Regions from separate parts of the Homo sapiens genome. Here region 1 is linked to region 2. The links are chromatin loops, found by intact Hi-C in ENCODE. Cell type or tissue: OCI-LY7. All regions are shown on one strand.

The links. Peaks named below come from ENCODE experiments on the same cell type or tissue, not always from the same donor. Only the 100,000 strongest peaks of a DNase experiment are listed, where the experiment ranks them.
Region 1: a loop joins it to region 2, with 4 times the contacts of the local background. A loop is called at or near these places in 11 of 110 quality-filtered maps.

The regions. Positions count from the first base shown.
Region 1 is chr3:195,620,063-195,628,062 of GRCh38, forward strand. It overlaps the pseudogene MUC20P1. Among named protein-coding and RNA genes, the nearest start is that of APOD, 40 kb to the left of the region's middle. RefSeq lists enhancers at 3,913-4,909, 7,515-8,000. In OCI-LY7, no CTCF peak of the experiment used is centred here; no DNase peak of the experiment used is centred here; H3K27ac peaks cover 271 bases.
Region 2 is chr3:195,847,949-195,855,948 of GRCh38, forward strand. All of the region lies in intron 1 of LINC01983 (long intergenic non-protein coding RNA 1983), which reads right to left. Among named protein-coding and RNA genes, the nearest start is that of LINC01983, 8.5 kb to the right of the region's middle. RefSeq lists an enhancer at 2,875-3,375. In OCI-LY7, CTCF peaks have their summits at 3,098 (motif pointing left) and 3,317; a DNase peak (open chromatin) is centred at 3,093.

The DNA.
Region 1 (8,000 bases), 230 kb before region 2:
CACCAGCAGGGCCCCTCTTCCTTCTGTCCCTCCGACTACAACCAACAGCAGCTGAAGGACGAACAGCATCTTAGCCAAGACCACAACCTCAGCGAAGACCACGATGAAGCCCCCAACAGCCACGCCCACCACTGCTCGGACGAGGCCGACCACAGACATGAGTGCAGGTAAGTGGCTCCTGCTGGTGATCTTCGGGGATTTGGGATGCGGAGTTTCCAGGACGTCTCCGCACTTGAGGAGTGGAGAGGAGGGAAGGATCTGGAGCCTACTCACAGCCTGCTCCTGCTGTTGCCTCTTCGTGATCTTCTAGTGGTTCTTGGCGAAATCAGGAAAAGGCAGATGGAGGGTTGTGTATGGAAAGGGGTGGGGATGGAAGTCCGGAGAAATGGTTTGCGGTCTTGGCTCTGCCTGTAACAACCCGAGTGACCTTGGGCAAGTCCCTGTCCCTCTCTGGGCCTCAGTTTCTCCACCTGTATTTGGAGAGGGTTGGAATGGGCACTGAAGTCCTGTCCAGCTCTGACCTTCTGTGAAGTGCACTGTTGAGCAGCTCTGGAAGCTTCTGTTCCAGCCATAGCCACACAGAGGAGCAGCAGGCAGGCATCAGGCCCAAACTGCTGCTCTCTGATGGGCTTGGACCCCATGAAAGTGGGGCCTGCTGGATGCATTTCCTGGGATTCTGTGGAAGCTGATCAGGTTGCTGGGGCAAGTGGAGGCAGGATAGAGGTGAAGGGCTGTGGGATGGAGAACCTCAGAAGACTCCATCTGGGGTCCGGGAAAGGACAGAGAGGGTATATGAGGGGTCGGGCCCTCCAGATCTAAGGGTGGGGTGGTGGCATGTTTCTTGAGTTGGTTCCTGGAAAGGGAGCTGAAATGGTTTAATCGCTCTTCCATGAAACGCAGGCGGTGAGGACAGCCACCAGACAGGTAAACACACTGTGCATTGATCCTTTTACGACTTTTGTGAAACTGATGGACAGGCAGGCAGGGAGGAGTCCTGGGAGAGAGTCTGGGGCACTCCATCTTGGGGTAACTCTTTTGCTCTCCTCCTTTAATTATAATTATTAAATAATTAAATAATAAATAATTAGAGAAGTGCACAGATACATATGCCCCTGGACGTTCAGATCAGCGTGGTGGATAATAGTAACGTTTCAGAAGTAGGGTCTGGTTAAATAAACTACTGCACATCTTTACCAAGGGATGGTGCTTCCTATGGAAAAAGTTTCCTAAGGAAAAAGGTTCCTGTGGAAAAAGGTTCCTGTGGAAAAAGGTTCCTATGGAAAATGCTTTCCTGAAGAGCACATGCTTTGAAGGTGGCCAGACTTGGGTGGAAACTGAAACTCTGCTAGTGACTAGATGTGTAATTCAGGGAACATTCCTTCACTCTTTCAGCTTCAGTTTCCTTATCTTTAAAAGGAAATGATCATAATAGCACTTATGCTGCTGTGAGATTTAAATGAGATAATGTGTCCACAGTACTCAGTACAGTGCCGGACACACAGTAAGCACTCAAACAATGGTAATGATTATTATAATGTATTTTAAAATATGACACTATATTCAAACATACCATTATAATATGTCAAATGGGAATGTGGACACAATATATGAGACAACCTGTTCACAACTGTTTAATGAGGAGGTTATCCAACATTAGGAATGATTTGATCCTTCAATAAAAAATCAATGTGTGAAGGTTCCTAGGCATGAAAGAAAGTTCAGAAGGATATGTACGAAATATTGTTGTCTCTCTGGGGATTGGGATTACAGGGATTTTTTCCTCTTTTCTTTTTGTTAAGTTTGTGTTTCCTAAAGTTTCTGCAATAAACGTACGATGCTTGTATAATAAAAATTATAGGTTTTCCTTAATTGCATAGTCAGGGCTTGCCTCCCTGCGCCTCCTACCCCAACTCCCCAACATACAGTAGTTCTGAGGGATTTCACCCCCTGCTCCGGGAGAGAGCGGGCTTAGCCTGGATTCTGGGAGAAGCTCTTGCTTGGTCCCAGACCCAAGTAAAACAGCAGTTCCTGTTGTGTTTGGGGTGTGGCCACTGCCCTGCCCTATACAGAAAATAGGATGCGTTGCGTTATTCCTTTGTTTCTCTGACAAGCTTGCCAACTTATTCCTGTTCCGGGAGAACCGGGGGCTGTCAGCACTGAAAGGGGGCTCAGAAATCCCATCTCATTTTCAGATGGGGGTGCTGAGGCCTGGCCTGGGGAAGGTGCTTGGAGGGTGTTGAGGCCTGGCCTGGGGAAGGTGCTTGGGGGTGTTGAGGCCTGGCCTGGGGAAGGTGCTTGGAGGGTGTTGAGGCCTGGCCTGGGGAAGGTGCTGGGGGGTGTTGAGGCCTGGCCTGGGGAAGGTGCTTGGAGGGTGTTGAGGCCTGGCCTGGGGAAGGTGCTTGGGGGTGTTGAGGCCTGGCCTGGGGAAGGTGCTTGGAGGGTGTTGAGGCCTGGCCTGGCCTGGGGAAGGTGCTTGGGGGCGTTGAGGCCTGGCCTGGACTGGGGAAGGTGCTTGGGGGCGTTGAGGCCTGGCCTGGCCTGGGGAAGGTGCTTGGGGGTGTTGAGGCCTGGCCTGGCCTGGGGAAGGTGCTGGGGGGTGTTGAGGCCTGGCCTGGCCTGGGGAAGGTGCTTGCACAGGGTGACATCATTTCAGGGAGTAGTTGCCTCTGTCCCTGGCCAGTCTCCAGTCTCCAGCTTCATATCCTCCCACTGGAGAGCAGAGACGATGGGGGTGTCCCTGTGTATGCTTAAGTGCAATGGCATTTTAAGAAAACTATTAGCAATTTTATGAAACTAAATTGCTGCTGTTTTATTAGCAGCCACAGTCAGCAAGGCCCTGGCTGGGTGCTTGCTCCGTGAAGCTGTATACGTGTGACTGCCTCAGCAGCGCTGGCTGCTCCTGCTCTTGAATCTAAAAAGCAGCTGGACAAAATGTTCACGTTTTCGCTCAAAACCAAACAAACAGAAAAACTCAATTAGCTTGTTTGTGTGGGCTGAAGCACCTCTGTTTGCCCGCCCCCCGCAGTGACCCCCATAGTGTCCCCGGAATGGACGGACTCACGGGCTGTCACATCGCGCACGTCTTCCCCGGAGAAGGGATGTGAATCTTGGTGGGGTGGGGGGCACTACCTGGCCCAGCACAGGGTGCAGGTGGGTGACCCGGGAGACTCTCCCCGCTCCAGACCTGTCATCATGTTGCCATCTGAGGCGGCACTCACAGGTTTGCGGGGCTGCACATCTTTGGGGGCCTCCACTCAGCCTGGCACAGTGTGTGCCCAGCAAGTAGACGACCGCATCCTCGCCAGCATACATGTGCTAGAAACTTCTGTCAGGAAACGCCGCTCTTCACAGCCAAGGGTGGAAACTACTGGATGCATTGCAGAGCTGACGCCCTCCCTCCGGCCTGGCTCCGAGCCATGCCTGGTGTGGTGGAGGGGTGGAGGCCACCCTCACCGGGCCCTGTGTGCTGCTCTGATGCCGCTGAGGGGGCCGGGGCCTGGGTGTGCCCTCAGCGCATCCACTGCAGAGGGGAGCCTGCGCCCACGTTTTGGCTCTGTGGGTAAAGGTGGCCACCCCCTGAGCTTGTAGAGGTGTGGGACACTTCCCGATGCTGCCTGCCATGATTTTACATGAAAAGCCAGGAAAAGGCACTGAGGAGCCACCTGACCCCACGGAATGCCATTTCCTGGGGTTGCTTGGCCAGAAGTCATTGACACAGCCCTGCCAGCCAGAAGCTGGGGCAGGGACGGGGTCCTGCCTTCTGGGACAGGTTCTGTGTGTGCGTGACCATGTCCCAGAGGTCTCTGCTCAGCCCTGGGGGCGGGTGGGGGTGGGGTTGGAGGGTGGATGGTGGGGGTGGGGCCAAGTTAGCCCGAGCGGTCTGTGAGGTGAGAAGGGCCGGGGTCTCTCCTCCTCTCCTCCGCACCCCACCCCGCCTTGCTCTGAATCTCTCCCTCTCTCTGTCTCTGTTGGTCTCTTTCCCTCTCTACTCCCCATTCTGGTGTCTTTGGAGCCCTGGGTAAGGTGTGTGCTGAGTCCGGTCTGGTTTGGGGTAGATGTTCTTTGATCTGTTACCACACCTGGAGGGAAAGCCCCTGGCCCGCCCCCCCTCCGTTCCTGCAGAGCCAGGCCCCCCAACCAGTCGGTGGGCAGGATGCCCACCAGTTGCCCCCATCTGGCCCAGGGGGACCTTTCCTCTGCTCTCCAGGGACCACTGCAGGTGGTGTGGCCCCTGAGGGGAGCATAAGGGTGCAGTGCCTGACTCAGGGGACACAGAAGCCCCGTCCATACGGCCTTTTACACAGCACAGCACCCAGCCCTCGGCAGCCCAGAGCAGGAACCAACAGGGTAGGTGCCCAGGGGCCCCAAAGGTCAGAGTTCCTCGCACAGCTGCCAGGGAGCACAGGGACCGCAGCACAGGGTCTTCTGCTCAGCACCGGGACCCCGCTCGCTGCAGCTAAAGAAACAGATACGTCCAAGGGCTCCACGGCCGGGGCCGGGCACCTGGAACAGGGTGGTCCTGGGGCGGCCACATCCACTCCTTCCAGGTGAGTTCCCGGTGACTCTCGGCCTGCAGTCGGCCTTGCTGAATTCTCTTAGGCCACCTGGCTGCCCCCTGCTACGCGTCCAGCTGTTGATCGCCCACTGACCTGTAGAAGACCTGGTCAGCCCCTCTGTCTTCCGTCACCCATGGAGGCGCCTGCAGGTGCTCCGCGCAGCCCGCCCGGCCCTGCACAGACCCGAGGCGGCACCAGGGGGCGCTGCCGGCCCGAGGACGCGGGCGCGGGGCGGAGGCTGCGGGGCAGGAGCCGCTGTGCGCGTTCAGGCAGCTGCCCGGGACCCCTGGCACCGACCGCAGCCCCCAGAGGCCCCCGGGGGGTTTCCGCCTGAGCCTAAACCGAAGACAGGGCATGTTTTCAGTCATCCCGACCCCACAGACTCAGCCCGTTAGTTCCCGCGCTGCCCGGCGCCCTAGTACCCAGAGCCGGTGGGGACTCCAGGCCACCAAAGGCAGGGGCGGGGCGGGCGGTTGAAGGAAGATTGGGACACGGAGAAGAGGGACAAGGCCTGGGGCCCGAGGGGTCAGGACGCTCTGCCAGCCTCACCACCCGCAACACCCAGGCACGGACGCACGCACACACTCCACACGTGTGAACACGCACGCATGGCTGCACACACGTGCACAGAGAGGCACAGCCCGCAGGAACACAGATGCACGCACACAGGCACAGGCACGCTCCCTCACTCACTCTCTCTCACACACCCCAGGTGCAGACACCCCCACCCAGAGGTTGCAGCTCGGATGGAGAAACAGGCTGGGTCACAAAAGCCCCGGGAGGCAGCCCCTGCTGTCTGGCGTCTTCTCTGGGGAAAGCTTTCCGGAGCCTGATGGAGGAAGACAGAGGAAAGAGACCTGTGTTCCCTGATGCACTGGCCAGCCGCTTCCCGGGGAGGAGGAGGCAGAAATACACAGTAACTGATTGTTGCCTTTGGTCTGTGAACTGTACTATGGAACACTGGAACTTACTCCTTCACCTGACTGCATGTTTGTGCCCCATAACCAGCCTCACTTTCTGTCTGCCTCTCACCCACACACCCTGCCTAGCCTCTGGGAACCACCAGCCAACTCTCTGCCTCTGTAAGAGCCACTCTTTCAGTGCCCACAAATGAGTGAGAACATGGTACATTTGTCTTTCTACCCCGGCTTACTTCCCTTAACATGACAGCCTTCAATTCCATCCATGTTGTTGTAAACGACATGATTTCATTCTTGTTTATGGCTGCGGAGTATTCCATTGCGTAAGATACCACGTGTTCTGTATCCATTCATCCATTGATAGGCACCCAGGTTGATTCCATTTGGCTTTTGAAAGTGTGTAGTTGGAGAATCCAATGTGCCCCCTCGGGTTTTCAAAATGTGGGCATCTTGAGTGCGGGAAAGGAAGTGCCTGCCGCTCCCCAGGGCACCCGGTGGCATCTGCAGAGGGGAGGCAGCCACAGCAGGCCTGCCGTGGTGACAGCAAATAGCCAGGCGGCCAGGGAGGCTCCTGCGGTGACAGCCCCGGGTCACAGGGTCAGAAGCAGCCCACCGGGGCCGGGGTGGCTTGCGTTAGTTTGGGAACATTTTAAGCCATTACCACTTTAAATACTGATTTTGCCTATTCTTTCTCTCCTTCCCAGAACTCCAGTTACTCACGTGTGGTGTCTTCTCATTGTGTCTGCTGTCTCTTCCCATCTCACTGGGGCAGTAGGGCTGCCATAAGCCAGCACCACAGACCAGGGGCTCCACAACCCTGGTGGCTGCAAGTTCAAGATCAACACAGGGACAGGGTTAGTCTAGTGAGGCCTCTCTTCCTGGCTTGTGGAGGGCCACCTGCTCCCTGTGTGCACAAGGCCTTTTCTCTGTGCACACGCATGTGCACGCGCACACACGTGCACACACATGCACACACGCGCACACACACGTGCACACACACGCACACATGCACACACACGCACGCAATCTGGTGTCTCTTCCTCTTCTCATAAGGACTCCAGTCCTATCGGATCAGGGCCCCACCCTGCTGGCTGCACTTCACCTTAATTACCTCCCTAATGTCTTCTCTCCAGACAGACTCTCCTTGGTGGGTGGGGCTTTGTGAGGGTTTGAATGTCCGTGTTCCCCGAAATTCATCTGTTGAAATCCTCACCCCCAAGGCGATGGTGTTAGGAGATGGGGCCTGTGGTAGGGACGGGGTCCTGAAGGTGGACCGCTGATCATGGGATCGGTGTCCTCATAAAAGAGGCCCCAGAGCGCCCCTCCCCCATCCCCCATGTGAGGACGCAGTGACACACCAGGGAAGCCGGTCCTCACCACACACGGAATCTGCCGGTACCTTGATCTGAGACTCCCCAGTCTTCAAAGCTGTGAGAAATGCATTGTTGTTTCTGAGCCCCCAGTCTATGGCATTTTGTTATGGCAGCCAGAACTAAGCCAGGCTTCCGCATGGGCATTCTGGGAGGACGCGGTTCAGTCCCTCACACTTGCTCTCTCTATTTTCCTCCTTATGCTTCTGTCCTTCATTCTGAGAATCTTCTTCTGACCTACTTTCTAGTTATTCATTATTGTTCAGTGATATCTAAACTGTTTTTAAACCCACTTACTGAGTTCTGAAACATCGCTTGTATTTTTTCCAGGCAATCATTTTTGTATTGCATTTACAAATAGGCATGGAAATAGAGACTGCAATGGGAAAATAGAGAACGCAATGAGAAAAGTTGGAGTTCTAGAAAGAAAGTGGAGGGAGAATAGGAAGAATACAATCAGCAAAGAAAAAAAAACAAATCTTTCCTTTTTGTGTAATTTTTATTTCTCCACTGAAGTTCTTGACCTTCTCTTTTTCTTCTCATGGACAATGTCTCCAGCGCTCTCTGCAGCCGGCGTCTGAGGGTGCTGCGTCTGCATTCTCGTGTAGACGTTTTCATTTGCTGGGTTTCTCACCGCTTATACTCACATTGCCATCTCTCCATGTGTGCCTGGCTCTTTCTTTCTTTGCCTGACATTCTGTTTGCAGTGTTTTGGAAGGAGAATCTGAGGCCAGAATGATGGCTCCTCCAGAGAGGGTGAGCCTGAGTGCCGGCAGCCTGGAGGGGCAGGGCGGTGGCTCTGGTGTCCTGCGGTTTGCGTGGGCTCTCTCTGCACTTACACTCACAAAAAGACAGTATCTCAGGCAGGAATTCTCGCAGGGTGCAGGCTTCTCTTTTGACAGTTTAATGTCACGCGTGGGTTCCTTTGTAAACATCAGATCAATAGCGGAGTTCCAAATTAAAACATTAGGATAAGAAGCCCATGTTGACTCATCCGTCCCTGGAATGGCCTAGAAGACGGGGCACTTGGTGTTCGGAGATGCGTCTGTCTCAGGCCGGCCTCCACGGGTCAGGTAGCCTAGGGTGGGAGGAGGAGGGCGGCGGGCAGCCCCACAGCCGAGATCCAGGAGAAAGGAAGAGCCACTCACTTTCTC
Region 2 (8,000 bases):
TAACAGTGCACCAGAGTCGTGAGGCCACCAATGATGGCAAAAGAAAGGTGCGCTGGTTTTGTGGCTGTGCCTTTCCGAGGGCCATTTTCTTTCACCCTCTCCCCTCCTCCATGGCTCCTAAAGTCTTCTCGTCTGCTCCAGGAAGAGGAAGATTGGACGGAGCCAAGGTCCTGGGTGGATAGAAGGGCCTCCAGGACCCCCTGGATGTGGAGGAGGGAGGGAAAAGCTAGGGTAGAGCAGAAAGAATCCCCAGTGTCCCCATCCTGGGCGAAGGCGGCTCTGAACATGTAAATATTTGATGGATTTACAAGAAAGATTTCCTTCTGGAATAGACTGTATCTTTACACTCTTTCAGATAACATGGGAATAGTTGAAGAGTCCTAATGTTACAAGGAAGGGGTCTCGATCTAGATCCCAAGAGAGGGTTCTTGGATCTTGTGCAAGAAATAATTCAGGGTGTGTCTGTAAAGTGAAAGCAAGTTTATTTTTTTGTTTGTTTGTTTTTATTTCGAGACAGAGTCGCTCTGTCACCCAGGCTGGAGTGCAGTGGCATGATCTCGGTTCACTGCAACCTCCGGCTCCCAGGTTCAAGCCATTCACCTGCCTCAGCCTCCCGAGTAGCTGGGATTACAGGCGCCCGCACCACGCCTGGCTAATTTTTGTATTTTTAGTAGAGACAGGGTTTCACCATGTTGGCCAGGCTGGTCTCGAACTCTTGACCTCATGATCCACCACCCGCCCCAGCCCCTGGCCTCTCAAAGTGCTGGGATGACAGGCGTGAGCCACCATGCCCGGCCCGAAAGCAAGTTTATTAAGAAAGTAGAGGAATAAAAGAACAGCTGCACCACAGATGGAGGCCTGAGGGCTGCTTTGCCCATTTTTATGGCTCTCTCTTGCTGATATGCTAAACAAGGGGTGGATTATCCATGCCTCCCCTTGCTAGACCATGTAGGGGAACTTCCTGATGTTGCCATGGCATTTGTAAACTGTCATGGTGCTGGTGGGCGTGTAGCCATGAGGACGCCCAGAGGTCACTCTCATGGCCATCTTGGTTTTGGTGGGATTGAGCCGGTTTCTTTACTGCACCCTGTTTTATCAGCAAGGTCTTTATGACCTGTATCTTGTGCCAACCTCCTATCTCATCCTGTGACTTAGAATGCCTTCACCATCTGGGAATGCAGCCCAGTAGGTTTCGGCCTCATGTTACCCAGCTCCCATTCAAGATGCAGTCGCTCTGGTTCACACGCCTCTGACACGAATAACAACAGCTAAGGATGATCGAGTCTCTACCGCATGCCAAGCACTTAGCATTGTGACCACTCTTTGTGGCAAATTCTTTTGATGTCTATGATACGGAAGAGAAAACCAAGGCTCGAGAAGGGTGAGAAAGTTGTTCGCGATCCTACACCCAGGCGGGAGTGGGGTATGCCCAGGCGGTCTTGACGAAAGCCCACGTTCCTAGCCATGACACTGGTGAGGTGGCCACGAAGAGGAAGGGACCTCCCATCACTCCGAGGCCCAGCTGCAGCCCTTGGAAGGCTGCACACCTGAGCGTGGTGTGCGCTGAGGCCGGGCCTCCCGGGGCAGCCCCAGGCAGCGGCTGGCTGCGGCAGGGGTGGGAGGGCAGGGGTAGGAAGGCACACGGCGGGTCTGGGGCGCTCCCTCCCTCGTTCCTTCACGCAGGTGCAGACTTGCATGGCCGTCTGAAGGCTCTCCCAGCTCCTCTGGCTGCCTCCTTATTTTCTCTCACACAGTCACCTCCCCTAATAGAACCCTGGGGAGTTTAATCCCCATCTCACGACTGCTTCCCGGAGGAGCCGGACGCACACTTGGCTGTGGATTTGTTCTCCAGCCACGCTCAGCTCCAGCCGGGACCGACGCGCTGAAGCCGCAGGGCCGGGTGCCGCCGGCAGGGGGCGCGCGCAGACAGGGAGGCCCCACCCCGGCCCGCGGAGGACGCGCTCCCCTCCCAGCGCAGCCCCGGCCTCAGCGCCTCGGTCCGCTCCGCCTGCACCTGCCAAGCCCGGCGTGCTGCAAAGCCTCGCTCAAGCTCACGTTAATTCCAAGTGAAGCTCAGGGGCTCTCAGTCCTGGGTGCTCATGACAACTCCGTGGAGAGCTTTTTAAAACTTATGGGCCACCGCCTGGCTCGGTGGCTCACGCCTGTAATCCTAGCACTTTGGGAGGCTGAGGCAGGTGGATCACCTGAGGTCAGGAGTTCGAGACCCGCCTGGCCAACATGGCAAAACCCCCGTCTCTACTAAAAATACGAAAAGTAGCCAGGTGTGGTGGCAGGCACCTGTAATCCCAGCTACTGGGGAGGCTGAGGCAGGAGAATCACTTGAACTTGGGAGGCGCAGGTTGCAGTGGAGCTGAGATCGTGCCATTTCACTCAGCCTGGGCAACAAAGCAAGACTCCGTCTCAAAAATAAAAATAAAAAATAGGCCAGCCACGGTGGCACATACCTGTAATCCCAGCACTTTGGGAGGCCGAAATGGGCGGATCACGAGGTCAGGAGTTCGAGACCAGCCTGGCCAACATAGTGAAACTACTCTATTAAAAAATGCAAAAAATTAGCCGGGTGTGGTGGCAGGCGCCTGTAATCCTAGCTACTCAGGAGGCTGAGGCAGGAGAATCACTTGAACCGCGGGAGACAGAGGTTGCAGTGAGCTGAGATTGCACCATTGCACTCCAGTCCGAGCAATAGTGCGAGATTCCATCTAGAAAATATAAATAAATAAAAATAAAAATAAATAAATAAATAAATAAACCTGGCCACGGCCTAGGGACCGTGCAACTCTTGATCACCTACAAACACCTGGAAAGCACACGTTGTGGCAAACATGGGCTTTGGTGACAGGAAGACCTGGGTCCAGATCTTGCTTGCTACCTGCTTACTAGCTGTGTGACCCTGGACAAACTGCTGAACTTCTCTGAACTTGGTTTTCTTAGCTAAAGAGAGAGAATATAAGACTTCTTATGCTTGTCAGGAGGATTCGTGTAATACCATGTCAAGTTCCAAGCACAGGGTTCTCTCTGGTGGACCAGTCGTTCTCAGCGAGGACAGTGATGACCCCTAGTGGACAGTGTGGGAAGTTCTGGGAGTGTTTCAACGAGGACAGTGATGTCCCCTAGTGGACAGTGTGGGAAGCTCTGGGGGTGTTTTCAGTTGTCACCGAGCCAAGGGCTACCGGCGCGAAGGGCCCGGCCTCCTGCAATGCGTGGGGCAGTGATGCGCCATGAGGAAATGTCACGGATCCTACGTGACAAAATAGTCTTGCGAACAATTTTAAGACAAACTGAATTTTCCGGGAATGCAACTACTGTGTAAGTTGAGAAAGTTTCATAACGTGTTTTGTTCGGCACTTTACCAACAGTTGTTCACCGACGTGGAAATCTTATCACTGGCGGCACCTGCCGCGTGTGGTATCTGAGTGGCCGTGACTCGTGCGTCCGCCCTCGTGTGTCACACAGTCACTTAGGCACAAGCATCTGACCCTTGTAACATCTTAGAGAAACGCTTCTCACGCGCCAGTGCACACAAATGCCTGCGGAACTTGTCAAAGTGCAGTCTCCTGTCCAGTTGGTCTGAGGGGGGACCTGAGAAACTCATGCTATGAGGTCCTAGTGTAGTCACGCCTAAGTGTGTGTGCAGAGAACACATTTATTATAAACTACGCTTCTCTTATCTCTCCTTTTTTTTTCTTTTTTTTGAGTCTTGCTCTGCCACCCAGGCTGGAGTGCAATGGAGTGATCTCGGTTCACTGCAACCTCTGCCTCCCAGGTTCAAGTGATTCTCCAGCCTCCCAAGTAGCTGGGATTACAGGCATGCGCCATCATGCTGGGCTAATTTTTGTATTTTTAGTAGAGACGAGGTTTCACCATGTCAGCCAGACTGGTCTCAAACGCCTGACCTCAAGTGATGTGCCCGCCTCAGCCTCCCAAAGTGCTGGGATTACAGGCGTGAGCCACGACACCCAGCCTCTTATCTCTTGTACAACACTTAGGGCATCATCTTGGGTCGAGTTCCCCAGGAAACACTCTGAGAGGGAGATTTGTGTGCCTGTGAGGGGCAGATAATACAGGATCGGGCAGAGGGAGAAGTGGAGCTGTGATATAGTCATAGCAGAGGATGCAGCTGGTCCCTCAGGGCTTAGGCCTGGGGTGGCCTTCAGAGATGTCCCAAATTGATGCCGGAGTGGAGACTCGACCGGTCACTGGATGTGTGCTTCCCCTCCCCCCAGGGACAAAAATGTGGCTCTCTTGGGCCTCAGCTGTGAGCTGTGAGCAGCCGACACTCCTGCAGCTGGAGGAAGGGTCTTGGTCCTGGATGACTGGTGTGGGTGGCAAACCCCAAATCTGCGATCAACAGTACGCTGATGTTTAAACATGGTATGTGGACAGATTACATTACCTTTGGAATTTAATTTCAGTATAGTAAGGCAAACCCCGAATCTGTGACTGACAGTAGGCTGATGTTTAAACACGGTATGTGGACAGATTATATTACCTTTGGAATTTCATTTCAGTAAAGTAAAGGTGTTGCAAAATATTTGTCCTAGAAAGGGAACACTGAGTTTCGTAGGTTTACAGCCTCTGTACAGGGTAAATGGCAGAGGCTCCTATTACCAGAAATGATAGTTCACCAAGCTCAGCAAATACCTACTGAGTGCCTACCATGTGCCAGGCGCTGTTTTAGGCACTTGGAGATACATCGATGAACAAAGCAATGAAGGCCTGTCCTCACTGGAGCTTACATTCCAGCAGGTGACAAGGGGTTACAGGCTGTGATCACAGTTTTCAGTTTCAGGCCCACATCTGCCCTCTGGATGACCCACAAGGCATCCCATAGTTGGCATCAGTCAATGGGTACCTAGTTTACAGCAAACCCACCACAACAGCTGGACAGGCACAGAGAACTCTTCTCTCTGACCAGAGGATCTGTGCTTCCAAAAGTATGGAGGAAATTCCCATTGGCTTTTTTTTCTCGTTCCATCTTCTCTTTGTTTGGCCGCAGAGGCAGCTGCAGTCTCAGGAAGTGTGTGGTGAAGCAGGGAAGCTAAAGCCCAGGCCTTCAAGCCAAAGAGCCAGAAAGGGTGGGGGAATAAGGGTGGGGTGGGGTGGCCCCAAAGCCAGAAAGTGTCACAGAGACTGAAGAGAAGGAGGTGCTCAGGGCAGGAATCCCATAAAGCTGGATCCAAGCTCCTGGGCCCATCCCTCGACGGCACAGGCATGGACCGTAAATATCCCTCGACGGCGCAGGCGCGGGCCGTAAGTATCCCTCGACGGCGCAGGCGCGGACCGTAAATTGCACACCGAAGGCCCTGAGAACTGAACCGTGGGTAGATTATCACCCCGGTCCCAGACTGGCCACTGGTTTGTGCACGTGTGGGGCAGATCCCAACCACAAAATACAGAGACTTGAAAACTGACATTGGAGCTGCCCTCGCTGGAACTTGGGGTCTCAGCCTAAGTCAACTACCTGCTAAAACCAACCTGCTGACAAACAAAAATAACATTCTCTGCAGGCTTTAAACAAGACCCAGAATCTCATAACTTCATCTTCACAGAGTCTAAGATACAATCCAAAACTACTCAACGTACAAAGAACCACAGAACTCTCACATCTCACAAGGAGAAAGACAAGCAACTGAGGCCAATCCCAAGATGAGGCAGGTGTTGGAATATCACAGACGTTAAGCAGCTGTTATAACCATGCTCCAAGGAGTAAGAACAAACACTACTGAAGTGAACAAAAAGATACATCATCTTGGCAGATACATGAAATATTAAAAAGAAATATGAAAATTTTAGAACTGAAAAATACAACAACCCAAATAGAAAATTCGCCTGAGAGGCACAAGATGAGAATGGGCCACAGGCCATGGACCTCCACAGGCAGCCCCGAGGCCTCCTCGGGTTTGGAGGACGTGGGTGGAGGGCACTGAGACCAGCACCAAAACAAGTGGCTTTGGTCCCAGAACCCTTGATGCTGCTGCCACTCAGGCCACCCATGTCCAAATCTGCCCAGTCCTGCCTGGCTCACAGTCTGGCTGTGCCTGCCTCCCCTCACCTCCACCCCTGCCCCACAACCATTACGCATTTCCTCAACTGCCTCCTCTATGAGCCCCTCCCACCCAGATGCAAGCTCCCACCGGGAGGGGACTGGTGGTTTCTCTCTTACTGTCATCACGACGCTCTGCATACAGCAAGAGGCACAAGAGGAGGTCTGGCAAAAGGAGGACGCACCTCCAACTTGGTCTGCAGGGAAGAAGCAAAAGTGAACAGGAAATAAGGTCTCGCAGCTGGAAGTTCTGACGCTTTGAATTCCTCACAATTTCTCAACCCCATTTCAAGACGAGGAAACTGATGCCATTGAGAGATTAAAAGGCTAGAATGGGCGGGCGCGGCGGCTCACGCCTGGAATCCCAGCACTTTGGGAGGCCGAGGCGGGTGGGTCACTTGAGGTCAGGAGTTTAAGAACAGCCTGGCCAACATGGAGAAACCCCGTCTCTACTAAAAATACAAAATTAGCCGGGCGTGGTGGCATATCCCTGTAATCCCAGCTACTTGGGAGGCTGAGGCAGGAGAATCGCCTGAACCCGGGAGGCAGAGGTTGCCGTGAGCTGAGATCGTGCCATTGCACTCCAGCCTGGGCAACAAGAGTGAAACTCCATCTCAAAAAATAAAATAAAATAAAATAAAAGGCTAGAATGAAGTTGCACACAAGTAGCAGAGCTGGGGCCCAACCCAGGGCCTTTAGCAAGGGAAGATGACAGAGCAAAGAAAAGAGGCACAGACAGCAGAGGCAGCTCTGGGAAGGGCCAAAGCATCAGCCTCCGCCGTCGGCCTTCTCCTTCCTGGGACAGAACGCCAGAGCTGGGAGGGGCCCGATCTCCTCCTTTACGGTCTGTGAAACTCAGGCCCAGGGAAAACAGGGGCCTGCCTAAGGTCACACAACCAGTGGCAGAAATACCTGCTTTCCTGAACTGTCTATATTTAAGTAAAACTAAGTACAATAAGGCTTTTAGAAGCTTCATCAGGATTTCATTTTTACCAAAATATGTACAGTGTAAGAAGAAAGTTCTTGAGCCAGGTGCAGTGGTGCATGCCTGTAGATCCAGTTACTCAAGAATAGCAACACCCTATCAGAAAGATAGGGAGGGAGGGAGGAAGGGAGGGAGGGAGGGAGGGAGGAAGGGAGGGAGGGAGGGAGGAGTGTAGAGGTGTGCTTAACAAATCTTTTGCTCAAATAGCATAATGGGCCCAGGCGCAGTGGTTCACACCTGCAATCCCAGCACTTTGGGAGGCTGAGACCGGTGGATCACTTGAGGTCAGGAGTTCGAGACCAGCCTGGCCAACATAGTGAAACCCTGTCTCTACTAAAAATACAAAAATTAGCCAGGCGTGGTGGCACATGCCTGTAATCCCACCTATTCAGGAGGCTGAGGCAGGAGAATCACTTGAACCCAGGAGGCAGAGGCTGCAGTGGGCCGAGATCGCACCACTGCACTCCAGTCTGGGCAAGAGAGTAAGATTCTGTATCAAAAAAAAAAAATAGCATAATGGCCAACTGTGATTTTTTCAAGGAATGCACCAGAGTAAATGCTAAGCACTGAGAGGGGATGATTCAATAGTAATAGACTTAGCACAGTTAGGTTTCTTTGGCAATAAGAATAATAGAAGAAAAATGGGAACTATCTCTATAACCAGCCAAACGGGAATGACAGAGTATTTTGGCACATGTGCTCAATATTTACAAATCTATAATAAAGTGAGCACGTTAAAAAACATACACACAACAGGAGAGAAGCCCCAAGCTGTGCAACAGTGATTGGATTCAAGAGCCAGGATGAGCTGAAGGTTCCGTTGTTCTCTTTTGCATGACACTTAGGGCAGCATCTTGGGTGGAGTCCCCGGGAAACACTCTGAGAGGGAGGTTATCCAGAAGCTCTATAATGAGAATGTTCTTTTGGCAAACAAGGTAAACATTTTATTTG